Linked DNA regions of Homo sapiens: region 2 is linked to region 1. Evidence: chromatin contacts called from ENCODE Hi-C or POLR2A ChIA-PET data. All regions are on one chromosome and are shown on one strand. The core of a region is the stretch at or near the end of the contact, and the rest is flanking DNA. Distances in the headings are between cores, read along the strand shown. Region 1 holds the start of DGAT2-DT (DGAT2 divergent transcript). Region 2 holds the start of MOGAT2 (monoacylglycerol O-acyltransferase 2).

Region 1 (5,840 bases), core at 3,337-5,836:
GTTACAGGGACAGAGGAGGCCCAAGGAAGGCTCGAGGAATCACACTGAAGCTAAAAGCAGGGCTTCCTCCAAGAGGAATGGGGCAGTCCCACTAATGATTCCTTCGTTTAACAGATACTTACTAAGTACCTATTACCAGTGCCAGGCACTGTGCTAGATGTCACAGCACTGAGAAAGACAGACAAGGTTCCTGTTTCCAAGGGACTCATATTCTTTTTCTGTTTGTTCTTTTTGTTTTGTTTTGAGATGGAGTCTCGCTCTGTTACCCACGCTGGAGTGCAGTAGCACAACCTTGGCTCACTGTAACCTCCTCCTCCTGGGTTCAAGCGACTATCCTGCCTCAGCCTCCCAAGTAGCTGGGATTACAGGCACACACCACCACACCTGGCTAAATTTTTTTATTTTTAGTAGAGACAGGGGTTTTACCATGTCAGCCAGGCTGGTCTCGAACTCCTGACCTCAAGTGATCCTCCCACTTTGGCCTCCCAAAGTGCTGGGATTACAGGCGAAAGCCATGGCACGCGGCCGGCAAAGGGACTGATATTCTTACTGGGGAGACAATTGCTTAAACAGATAAGCACGCATGAAAATTTAGGTAGTGATAAAGGCTATAAAAATAAAAGAAGATGTGGTGATTGGAAGTGGCTCTCTAGATTGGAAGTGGCTCTCTAGATAGGGTGGCCAGGGAAGACCTCTGAGAGGAGATTGACTGTTGTAAAGCCAGCCATGCGAAGACCTGGGCAGACAGGCAGCATATGCAAAGGCGCTGAGGTAAGACTGAATTGGGAGTAATGCTGCAGGAACAGGAAGACCACCATGCGTCTGCAGCATGGTGGGTGACATACTAGGAGAGGAAGTCGTGATGGCAGTGGAGGCTGTTCACCTGGGGCTTACTTCATAGGCCAGGAGGAAGAGTTTGGAAAGTCTGAAGTGTGACTGAGTGTGGGTAGGGGGCAACTGGCATTCACCTGGCAGCCAAAGCTCTGGGGGATCTTAGTGCTCTAATCCACTAGGGCAGGCTTGGGGAGCTTCCTCAAAAAGTTTGAGAAGGGATGAGCTGCCACCCGCACCATGGAGACAACCTTCACTCATTCAGCAAACCACTGAGCACCTACAATGCACAGAGCCCTGCACTCAGCCCTTCACGGCCTTGCAACCCTTCTCTTGGCTTAAGGAGTCAGGCCACAGACTGGGAGATGGATCTGAGTTCTAGCCTGGCTTTGATAACCCTGGGAAAGTCCCTTCTTTCTGGAGACTCCAGTGATCCCATCTGTAACATGAGGGTTGGGCCCGATCCAGCACTAATTTTTACAACTCAAGTACTTGCTGTTGAATTTGAGGGCAGGAGGGTGGAGGTGGGGCAGGATTTCAACACTGACCATTGAGTCACTGAGCCTGTTAATACAACATTACTCTTGGCCCTCCTTTCTCAGCCTAGATGAGCCCTTGGTGACGCAGCCCCAAAGTGGCCTCTATTCAGCTGGGGAAGTGATGTAGGTGAGGGGGGAAGCCACACGGAATTGGAGAGGGAAGCATGAGAGTAATGTTCTCATTCTGACTTAGGACTAGGTTAGGTGACTGTCAACCCTCAGTTCCCAGTTACCCCCAACAATCTAGCCACTTAGTTTCAAGCAGATCCACAGTGATGTGGAACTCCATCCTCACCCACCCCAGCCTGTTGCAGTCCTCAACAGCTGTCAGAAAGGACTCCTCTGCTACATCAAAACTTGCACCCATCATCCCACTCCTATTCCTGGCCTCACTCTTTGGAGCCGCACACAACAAATCAGCTCAAAATTTTACTGGGACCACCAACATCTCATGCTAGGTCCTGTGCTGAACCCTGAGGACACAGGCAGGTGTCAGAGGGCTCTTCTGAACGAAGAGCCCCCAATCCAAAGGCAAGGATAAAGAATAGGATATATATCCCTCCTGTCCTGATGAACTCTGCAAACTCCACGTCTGGCACAGGACAGCCCTCCAAGGATTAGGAAATATCAACACAGACTCCCGCTTCCCCCAGCATGCACCCACCTACCCATACTCCCACAGCTGGCCTTTTTTTTTGGCCAAGAAACCAGATGCCAAGGTATCTATTTCAATCTCTCACCCGTCACAGGACTTCCCTTCACAGAATCCATGGTCTCTACTTGAATACTGTCACTGACGGGCTGTTCACCAGCTCACAACAGTGGGACCTTACCCACAGAGGCAAACTAGGCCACTGGGGAGTATCTTCAAGGACCAAGGATCTAGAAGGCAGGTCTAATGGAGATGCCCAGATAACAAAATGTGCTTCAGTGCCCTCCCCTACTCCACCCAATCTTTCACCAAAGTAGATCCCAGAAAGCTGAACTGACTGGTTTGCATTTCATACCAGCCCTTCCTACATTCCATGATGTAAATCCTTGCACCCAGTTTAAAAAAAAAAAAGTTTTCAAGATCTGATAACAACATGGGGAAATGTTCCTGACATGATATTAAGTGGCTTGGTTAAAACCATTCGCTAGAGTACAAGTTCTCCTAAGGAACAAACTCTAAGTCAAAAACATGACAGCCAGGGTCACTGCCTCCTGGAAGACACAGCTCCCAGCCTGTGGATGGCAGAGCCGACGGAATGGGGTCTCCAGGAAGCACTACCACAGAGAACATCCCTATCCCACTGCCCAGTGCAAAAACATTTTTAACAGCATGAACAAGGGCAAGTCCATTCATCCATTGATGTCCCTAAGGACATCAAAGGACACAGGGAACAGAAAAGGACTCAAGTGAGAGAAGGGGCTGTCAGAGGCTACTGGCTGGATACATGGGGCAGCTCAAGCTGCTCGCCCCCGAGACAGGGCAGCAGCTGGGTTCCTCTTCAAGGGCTACGAGCAGCACCCACACCAAGAGGGGCAGATAACCACAGCGATAATCACACAAGAAGCAATGCCAATGCCTAGGTCACAGTTAAAGTGTGGTACAGCTGCAGGGTGGGTTATTGCAACCACTAGGACATTGTAAGTGATTCTGATTAACAGAAGGGAAACCTCGATGTTACATTAAGGGGGAGAAAACAAGATTCATAACTATATCTACAGCATGTCCTCAATTGTATCTATGCAATGTGTATAAAGAAAATGATCAAGAGATATACTAAAATGCTAATAGGAAGGTATCTTTGGATAGTCGATTTACCAGAAATTTTTTTCATTTGTCTATATTTTCAAAAATTCCATAATTAGCAAGCTTTATTTTTGTAACAAAGGTGGGCGGTGTAGGCGACCGTTAGTTACTAAAGAAAAATCCATGTCAGAGAGGCTCAGCAAACAGAATACAGACTTAGAAAGAGGGAGAGGGGCTTCATGCAAGACACACACGCAGACCAGGACAGCTGTGATGACTTCCCAGGGTCTACCGGATTTGTACTTGAATCCAGGGGTCAAGGCATCAGCTAAGGAAAACTTAGGCATGCTTCCTCCCACTTCAGTTTCTCCAGCTCTAGGTAAGGGAGGTGGGGGTTGGAAGAGTTGCTATTCCTCGCTTGGGAAAAGCTGCGGGGGGTGCGGGGCGGGGGTTGATTTCAACTCTGCGCGATTCACTGAGGACCTCAGTTCTACCTTGGAGGACATGCAGGGTCCTCTCCGCTGCCTTCTAAGCATGCCAGGCTCAAGAGTTGCTGCTATGTGGGCTCCAGAGCCTGGGCGAGAGGATGGATGTGGGACAGAGGACAGGGCAGACACACCTGTTCCAGTCGGGCATGTTCCCCGTCTGGTGGCTGTCTCAGGAGACGGCAAAACCCATACCATCCTGCCCATCCAGTCTATCACTGCCAAAGCTCGCTCTACCTGGTGAAGGGAGAGGGGAGGGAAGTGCCAGGGGTCACCAGCCGCAGTGGGGGCTGGGGAGGAGTTCTCGAATATCCCTAATAACTAAGAATGGTGGGTGGTACCGCTCCCACCTCACGGATGAGGGAAACAAGCTGGGGGGCGGGTGGAAAGCGATGTAACAGAGGTCGTAAAAATTGATGAGTGCCACAGTGGAGAATGAACGTGGACTCATCAGTACCCACCAGCCTGCCACAGGGCCCTTTCCAGAAAATCTTCTCGCAGGTCCATAACCCCTGCGCCGTGGCACTCACCCCATCTCCCAGACCCCTCGCGCGACAGCGCAGGTCCTCCGTGAGAGCGCTGGCTCCGGTCAGCCTCGGCCTGACGCTCGCCGCGCAGGACCCCGGAGTAGGCGGCTATGAGGGTCTTCATGGCTGAAGCCCGCCCAGTCACGGCCCCGCGGGAAGCCGCTTCACCCCGCGCCCCTGGCCCATGCCCCGGCCCCCGGGGCCAGGGCTTCGCGCAGAGCACAGGGGTCCCGGGACGGCGTCGAGGCTGGGCGGCTAGGACACCTGGAGCTGCGGCCGGCGGCCAGTGGTGGCGCGAGAGAAACAGCCTAGACCCCAGCAGAGGCGGCAGCCGCGGCGCTGGCGTCCCGGAGCGCAACACTTTATCACCTCACAACGGGGCAGGCGCCGACGCGGCGGGCGGGGCGGGCCGTTCTAAGCCGCCGCCCGCGCCACTTGCTTGTGGGGGAACCGCACCTGAGGCTCTGCTTGGCGCGGGCCCGGGGCTGGCCAGCAGCCTGCTCCGCGCGGATCCGGGGAATGCGTGAGAGGAGAGCAGCTCTGAGCCCTGCTTCCAAGGGGCGCGCCCGGTTATTCCCCTCGCTCCCTCAGTCCGACCCCGGGCGCTCCCCCGCGGAGATTGGTACGGCCCGGCGGCCAGTACCCGGGCGGGGAAAACCAAGCACGTGCGGTGCAGGCAGAGGGCGTGCAGGGGGTCGGGCCTTTACTCTTTAGGAGGGGCTGTCTTTTGGCAGCAAAGATGCGAAGGTCCCGCTTTTGGTCACTGGTATCAGGATTAGTTAGGTTAGGGCTGGGTATCTCAACCACCCAAACTGCTTCTGGCTTTCCATCTCTTTATTAAGAAACCTCACAGAGCACCTATACCCTGCTGGGTGCTGGGGACCCAGCCAGATCAGCCCAGGTTCTGCCCTTGGGATGCTCACGCTGGGGGGCAGCAGAGACAGCCGCACACAGTCACTGGTGACAACGGCCGGGACAAGCGAGAAACCAGGGGGCTATGGAACCACAGAGTAGAGAAGACTCTGCCCTGGGCTGGGGGAGTGGGGGCGCTGGTGCACTTCCCAGAGAGGTTGGTGCACAGCAGGTTTGGAATCAGATAGACTAGGAGTCCAGTTCTTGCCCTGCCTCTCTTGAGCCTCAGTTTCCATATCTGTAAAATGGGAATAATAATTATTATTTTTGTGAGGTACTTTGAGAAGTAAATGAGATAAGGTATAAAAAGAGCCTAGGTAGTGTCTGGCACATAGAAAGCATTCCAGAATGGTTTGCCCATTAATGAATAGGAATTTTGCAGATGGAAGGTGTGAGGGCAAAGCAGAAAGATAGGCATAAAGTGTTAGAAAAGCCAGCATGTTTGGGGCAGGGCTGGGGGCCCTGGAGTGGCTGGAGCCCAGGCAACTGTGGAAAATGAGGCTGAAGTGAGAGGCGCGGGTGCTTGAACTGAGAGAGGTTTGGGAGTGCCACTCTTGAGATATTGGGGGGGAGCCGGGTCTTGGGAGAGCTTTAGTAGGGAAATGGCTGGTCAGGTGGGTTTTAAGTGTCCTTAGCCATGGTATGGGAAATGGACAGGAGAGGCTGTAGGTCAGGAGGGCAGTGGGGAGGCTGTAGGGGCGGGGGATCCATGTGAGAGAGGATGAGCCTCAAGGCACGGCAGTGGTAGAGGGAATGGAGGGAAGGCCTGATCTAGGGAAGAGCATAGGAAGCGAGATCCACCAGCATGTGG
Region 2 (6,552 bases), core at 1,911-4,410, 51 kb after region 1:
GCCAATAAACCATCACTGCCTGGCTGCATAGATCAAGGCTTTAAATTGCCTGGGATTCCGTTGAAGGAGCCGAAAGATCTGCTCACTCAAATCCAGGGATCTGCTCTGCTCTGGACACAACTTCAAGTCCAGGGCCCAGCGTCCACAATGACCACGAGGTGACAGGAGTCGGAAAGCCAGAGATTTGAAGGCATGCAGAGGAGGAGGAATCAGTGTACTTACTAGATACATGGGGAGACTGAGCCTCAGAACAGGATAAAGCTTTGCCCAAAGATATACCACATGCCAGAGTTAGGGTCAGGGTAGGATCTGAGAACAATTCAGGGCTCTCTCCTCTGTCCCTTTGCCCACAGTCAGTGTACACACTTGGAAATCTGTAAAAGAACTTGCTGTGTGACCTTGGTGACATTTCCTCCATCTCTGGGTGTCAGCCTCCTCTTCTGATGAATGTTAAGTGTGAGGCTAGATGGTCCTTAGAACCTGTAAGTTTATTACCTTCACTCCCAAGCCTGGGCTGCTGATGGGTTTGTGCCTTTAAGATACATAGGCATGCCTCACACCATATAACCCACAGAACTCCTTCAAATGCTGGACATCCATCAATCCACATATTGGCCCCGCATCCCTGCAGATGCGAAACCATGATCGGAGAGAAGCTGGACTCTTCTCTAGGTCACATAGTAGCGGAAGCCCTAGCTCCTGCCTCCCAGCCCAGTACCCTCCTCAGTGCATGCAGGGCCATATTCTCCCATGGAGACGTCGGCACTCTGGCCCTGACCACACCCCAGCCAACTCCCTCCCCAACCCCAACCAGCCTCAATACTCACCGAGATGGGGAAATAGTCCTTCATGTACTTCCATATAGTCCAGCACCTGATGGCCTGGATGTGCCGGCCCCCCTGCCGTGGCTTGTCTCGGTCCAGATACCACCAGGCCGCATACAGGACAGTGAGGAGCCAGAATCTTGTAAACAGGAGGGCTATGAAGCCCACAGTGCAGATCTCGGCTGGGGAGGGAAGAAGGAGCTGTCAGGGACAGGGGTCTGAGAGGAAGGCAGGTGAGATTGCTCAGACTGAACTCTGCCCATAGGCCTGGCACTAGCAGCACTGTCCTGTCCAATCCTCGGGCCCAGGAGGAAGACAGCAGCTTCCGGGGCATTCAAAGAGGAGACAAAGTCCCTGAGAGGGACTACGGCCAGCCCAGTGTCACTGGGAGCACGCGTTGAGCCTAGGTAGGCCTAACTCCAAAGCTCACTTTCTCCCACTGCACCAGGCCGCCTAATTCACTCCATCCCCTGCCTGTCCTCCTTCTCCCCAGGAGAGTTGTTTGTACTCATTAAGTGCTCAATCAATGGGGACAACTGGTTGGATAAACTGTTCTAGTTTCCATCTTTTGGGATCTCAGAGCAAAGGGAGACCCTTTCCTGCTCTCTTTCTGTTCATCCTCTGCCCCATTTTCCCAGAGATAAATCCAGCCAGGTGCCTCCCCTTATTCAAGCCCTTCATGACTTCCCCATAACTTTGGGCACAGTCCAAGTAGCTCAGCCTGGCCTCCAGGAGCCCCAGAGCTGGCCCTGTCCCTCCCGCTCCTGCCTCTTGTCTGTGGCCACTCTGAACTACACAGTGTTCCCAAACCTGCTGAGCTCTGATTCCTTTGCCTTCAGTGACCAGTGACGTTTGTTGTTGAAAGGAGGGAGGGAGGAAGAGGCCAGCCCCTGGCCGCCCCATAATCAGGGGTGCATCAGGGCTAAGACCAGGCCTAGTGTGGAATTCCCCTCTGACTGATGGTTTCTCAGCCCTTACTGGAGGCAAATCCTTGATTGTTTGGCTCATCTGTGCAAAGGGGGTATACAGGAATGTGTAAAATGTCTAAAAACCCTTAGAACAGAGACACAGCTCAACCAGAAGGGATGCTAGGGCAGGGTCCTGGAGGGCCTGCTTTGCCAAGGGGGAGTTTTTTCACTACAGAATTGTGGGGGAGTTTCTGAGGAAGTACGTGTGTGTGTGTGTGTGTGTGAGAGAGAGAGAGAGAAAGAGAGATGGCTACTGAGCAATGTGTTCAGAGTGTGTCAATATTTTAACAACCAGGAGAGTGGTATCTGTGTACAGGCTGAACCTCAGCCCTGGAAGCAGCAGTTCCTACCTTGTCTGGTGCCAGCAGATGAAAGGAAAAACCCCACGGACTCCTAGTCATTCTCCCTTCCCAAGCCACAGATCCAGACCCTCCTAGAAAATGTTACCTTTGGCAGAGCTATTGTTTGGGCAAGGGTGATCTCTCTGGCCACAAATCAGTGGTGGGGTGGGTAAGGGGCCATGCTCATGCCCTCCAGTGTGAGCCCAGCCCAGGGTCCAGGCCAGGTCTGTGCCAAGCAGAGGTCAGCACATTTCTTCATTTCCTTCACAATAGCCCTGCAAGGCCAGCATTGTTGTCCCCGTTCTGCAGATGGTGAAGTCGAGGCTTGGAGAGGTCAGGCATGGGCTGGCTAAAGTCAGTTGCCCAGCTGAGTCTGACTCCGGGTTTCCTGGTACCCAGCATGCCCACTCCACAGTCCACTCTCAGTCTGCACCTTCTCCCCACCCTTCTTTTCTTTCCCTGTTTCTCTCACTTACCCTACTACCAGCCCCAGTTTCCTCCTCCCTGAGCGCACAGAAGGAAATCTCTCCTCTCTGAGCAGGCTGCAGAGCCCAGAACTTTCCCGTCATCGCCCAGAGGCTTTCCCACACCACTTGGCAGCCTGCAGACTGGTCTTCATCCAAGTGCCAAAGGAGAACCCACAGTGCAAGCCAGGAAGAGTAAGTAACCTGCCCAGAGCAGCAGACGGTGACTTCTACCCCACTCCACCCCCAAGAAGCCTCTGGGCAGGCCCAGGAGTTCTCTCTGGGCAGGGGCTCTGAGCGCAACAAAGCCCCCTTTAGGATAAATGTCTTGCCACCATCAATGTGCTGTGTGCACCTGGTGTGGCTGCTCTGCCCCACCTGAGTGCGGTGGTCTCCCGTCTTACAGTGCAGCCCAACTTACCCAGTGCCAAGAAGGAGAAGACAAACTGTAGGACAGCAAGTGTCTGCAGCCTGCGCTCCCACGGCATAAACAAGGGCGCGAACTCTACCATGCTGGCGGGTCAGCCTGGCTCCCGCAGGTTCTGTGAGCTCTGCTGTGGTCTGAGGCACCCACAGGTTTTTGTTCCCTCCCCAGGTTGTAGAAGCTGGCAGGGAGAGTGCCACACCCAGCCCAGCCCAGCCCAGCCCCAAGGCCTCCTTGCCCCTGCTGAGGCAGGAAATTCTATCCTACAAGAAACCTTTGAATCTACCTGCTGGAGCCTGGCTAAGGAAGGAGGAAGAGAAGGGGTTGTATAGCCTTTATCAACTTTCTCAGGCAATGCCTTATCTGCATGGCTGCCTTTCCCCAATTGCTTAAATCTTGTCCTTCCTATAACTAGGCAGGTGAAGCCCCAAGCATATGCAATCTCACCCCCTTCCCACCTATTCAATGACCTGGCCCCAAGGTCAATGGATAGGATAACCTTGTCCTGTCCATTGTTCCCCCTCCACACATATGCTGTACTAACTCCCACCTAAAAATCCCCACCCACACTGTGTCCTCCACCTCCTGCCCCATTTTTCTGCTCACTCACACAGCAAACTCTCGGAAGAGCTATCTTTCATGCCTTCCTGTCCTCACCTCCCATCTGTGGTACCACAAATGGTGGTCCACACTTCAGGTATCACCCTTCCACAAAACTGCCCTTGGCAAGTTCCCTAGTGACCTCCATGATGTTAAATCCAGTAATCAATTCTCAGATCTCATCCTGACCTATTGGCAGCATTAGATATGGTTGATCATTCCCGTTTCTTTGAAACCACTTGGCCTTTGGACACTATGCTCTCCCAGTTTTCTTCCTAGCTCTCTGGCTGCTCCCTTTGTGCCTCTCGTCTTTCACCAGGCCAGCTGTTCGAGTCCCCCTCCTCCACTCCATCCTCGGGACTTCTCTTTTCTCTCCAGTTTCTGCTCTCTGAGATCTCATCCAGGCTCACACCTTGCATTGTATTTACACAGCAAAGACTTCCAAATCTGCATCTGCAGCTCTGCTCCCTGGGGCTCTAAACTTGAATCTCTAGGTGGCTCCTTGACATCTTCACTTGAATGCCTGATAGGCACCTCCATCGTAGCATGTCTAAAGGTGAACTTGATTCCCTCCCCCACCTCCCTTCTGCCCCACTGACTCCTCCTCTGCTCTTTCCCATCTCAGTAAAGGGTAATGCCATTTACCCAGTTGCTCAGGCCAAAACCTGAGTCACACTAGATCCCTTCTGTTCTTCTCCATCCACCTCTACCAGTCACCATGTCCTATCAGTTCTTCTAAGTCCCTCCTTTTAAATGTCAACTTCAAATTGACGTATACCATACATACGGAAAAATGCACAAATCCTAAGCGGACAGAGAAATGTCTTTTCACAAAGTGAAAGTTATCACCACTCTGATCGACAAACAGAACTTACCTAGCACCCCTTCTGGCCTTGCCAGTCACTGCTCTCCTCCCTGTAGCTCAGCACCATCCTCATCTCTGTTCTTGAACTTTATGAAAACTGAATCATTTAGTGTATACTCTTTTGAGACATCATATGTGCCTGTATTGCCTTTGTTTTCATTGCTGTATAGCATTCCATTGTGTGAATATGCCACAAAGTGTCCATTTGGACGCTGACAGGCATTTGGGCTGTCACCTGTTTCTGGCTATTATGAATATTGCTGCTACGAACATTCCTGTACATGTCTTTCAGTACACATCTATACACATTTCTGTTGGGTATGTGCCTGGAAATAGAATTGATGGGTCTCATGGTAGATAGCCATAGAGTTTTCCAAAGTGGTTGTACAAATCTACACTCCCATAGCCTTATATAAGAATTCCGAGTTCTGAATTTTGGTGGGTGTGTAGTGGTCCTTCATTGTGGTTATAGCATTTTCCTAACAACTAATAAATATAAGCACATTTTAATATGCTTACTGACCATTTGGATATCATTTTCTATGACCTTCTTGTTCTAGTGTTTTGTTGATTTCAGTCTCTTGAACTGAACAGCTGCTGTCTACCTCCACAGCCAGCCTCTTTTATAGACTGGCTCTGTCTTCCTTATTGGCCTCTCCGTTTACTTTCTATCCTCATTCTCCTCTCCACAATTTCAACACAGCAGGAGAAACTGCTGGGTTTATGAATATGTGAATGTTCAAGTTTGGGAGTAGAGCCAAACTGTTTTCCAAAATAATACATCAAGGTATAGTCTCCCCAAGAATCGAGAGACCCCACCCCCACCCCCATGGATCTGCTCTGACCCTTGGTATGGTCAGACTTCTTCTTGTCTTGCTAGGGTATGAAATGAGACCAAATTTTACTCTTGATTTTCATTTTCTTATCACTAATTTTTTTTTTTTGAAACCAAATCTCCCACTGTCGCCCGGGCTGGAGTGCACTGGCACCATCTCGGCTCACTGTAACCTCTGCCTCCCGGGTTCAAGCCATTCTCCTGCCTCAGCCTCCCAAGTAGCTGGGACTACAGGTGCCCACCACCATGCCTGGCTAATTTTTGTATTTTTAGTAGAGATGGGGTTTTACCATATTGGTCAGGCCGGTCTCAAACTCCTGACCTCAGGCGATTCGCCCGCCTTGGCCTCCCAAAGTGCTGGGATTACAGGCGTGAGCCACCGCGCCCGGCCTACACTAATGTTGAACATCTCTTTATTTATGGGCATTTCCTCTTCTGTGAAAAGCTTGGTCTTTATTTTTGCCCAATTCTCTGGAGTGTTGTTTGTGCTTTTCATAATCATTTGTACTTCGTTATGTACTCAGGATATTAACCCTTTGGTGTGGCATATATATTGTAAATCTCTTCTCCCAGTTTCTAGCTTGTCTTTTTTTTTTTTTTGAGAAGGAGTCTCACTCTGTTGCCAGGCAGGAGTGAAGTGGCACGATCCCGGCTCACTGCTGCCTCCACCTCCCAGGTTCAAGTGATTCTCCTGTCTCAGCCTCTCAAGTAGCTGGCATTACAGGCACCCGCCACTATGTCCAGCTAATTTTTGAATTTTTAGTAGAGATGGGGTTTCACCATGTTGGCCAGGCTGGTCTTGATCTCCTGACTTCAAGTGATTCACCCTCCTCAGCCTCCCAAAGTGCTGGGATAACAGGCGTGAACCACCGCGCCCAGCCCTAGCTTGTCTTTTAAGATGTCCTTTGATGAACAAACATTTTTTCAATATGTCATATTTTCCAGTCTTTTATAAAATACACATTGTTTGGTTGGATCTAGGAAATCTTGTCTTACTTATACATTTCATTAAAAATTTTGAAGTTTTGTTTTTTATATGTAAGTCCTAATTCATCTGGATGTTTAGATAGTATGAGTTAGGTTCCAATCTGAGCTTTTGACATGTGGATAAGCATTTTTTTTCAGTCTCTTTGTTGAACACTCCCTCCGTTCCCCACGATATGTTATGCCACCTCTGTCATGTGAGACAGTTCTACGGATGCGTGGTCCGTGTATGGGCTTTTATTCTCTC

Evidence for each region. A loop is a pair of places that touch in the nucleus more often than their neighbours do. ChIA-PET counts read pairs that join two places held with the same protein, here RNA polymerase II (POLR2A). Pooled maps may share reads with other maps.
Region 2: a map of right lobe of liver shows a loop between it and region 1 (4-fold over the local background). The contact joins the promoter of MOGAT2 here to the promoter of DGAT2-DT in region 1. A Hi-C loop is called at or near these places in 43 of 168 maps with a recorded cell type or tissue (B cell, CD14-positive monocyte, CD4-positive, alpha-beta memory T cell and 23 more), 34 of 37 single-sample maps with no recorded cell type and 35 of 50 pooled maps. POLR2A ChIA-PET finds 5 or more read pairs at or near these places in 4 of 52 experiments (HEK293, HepG2, MCF 10A and 1 more).

Annotation. Positions count from the first base shown.
Region 1 is chr11:75,767,393-75,773,232 of GRCh38, reverse strand. It overlaps DGAT2-DT (DGAT2 divergent transcript), which reads left to right and starts at 4,586. Exons shown (of 4, transcript NR_046090.1): 1 at 4,586-4,739. It overlaps DGAT2 (diacylglycerol O-acyltransferase 2), which reads right to left and starts at 4,455. Exons shown (of 8, transcript NM_032564.5): 1 at 4,121-4,455. The coding sequence starts at 4,241. RefSeq lists silencers at 4,136-4,375, 4,456-4,565 and an enhancer at 4,652-5,152.
Region 2 is chr11:75,714,446-75,720,997 of GRCh38, reverse strand. It overlaps MOGAT2 (monoacylglycerol O-acyltransferase 2), which reads right to left and starts at 3,160. Exons shown (of 6, transcript NM_025098.4): 1 at 3,019-3,160; 2 at 828-1,006. The coding sequence starts at 3,109. LOC105369392 (a long non-coding RNA gene) reads left to right here and starts at 2,713. Exons shown (of 3, transcript XR_950316.4): 1 at 2,713-2,792.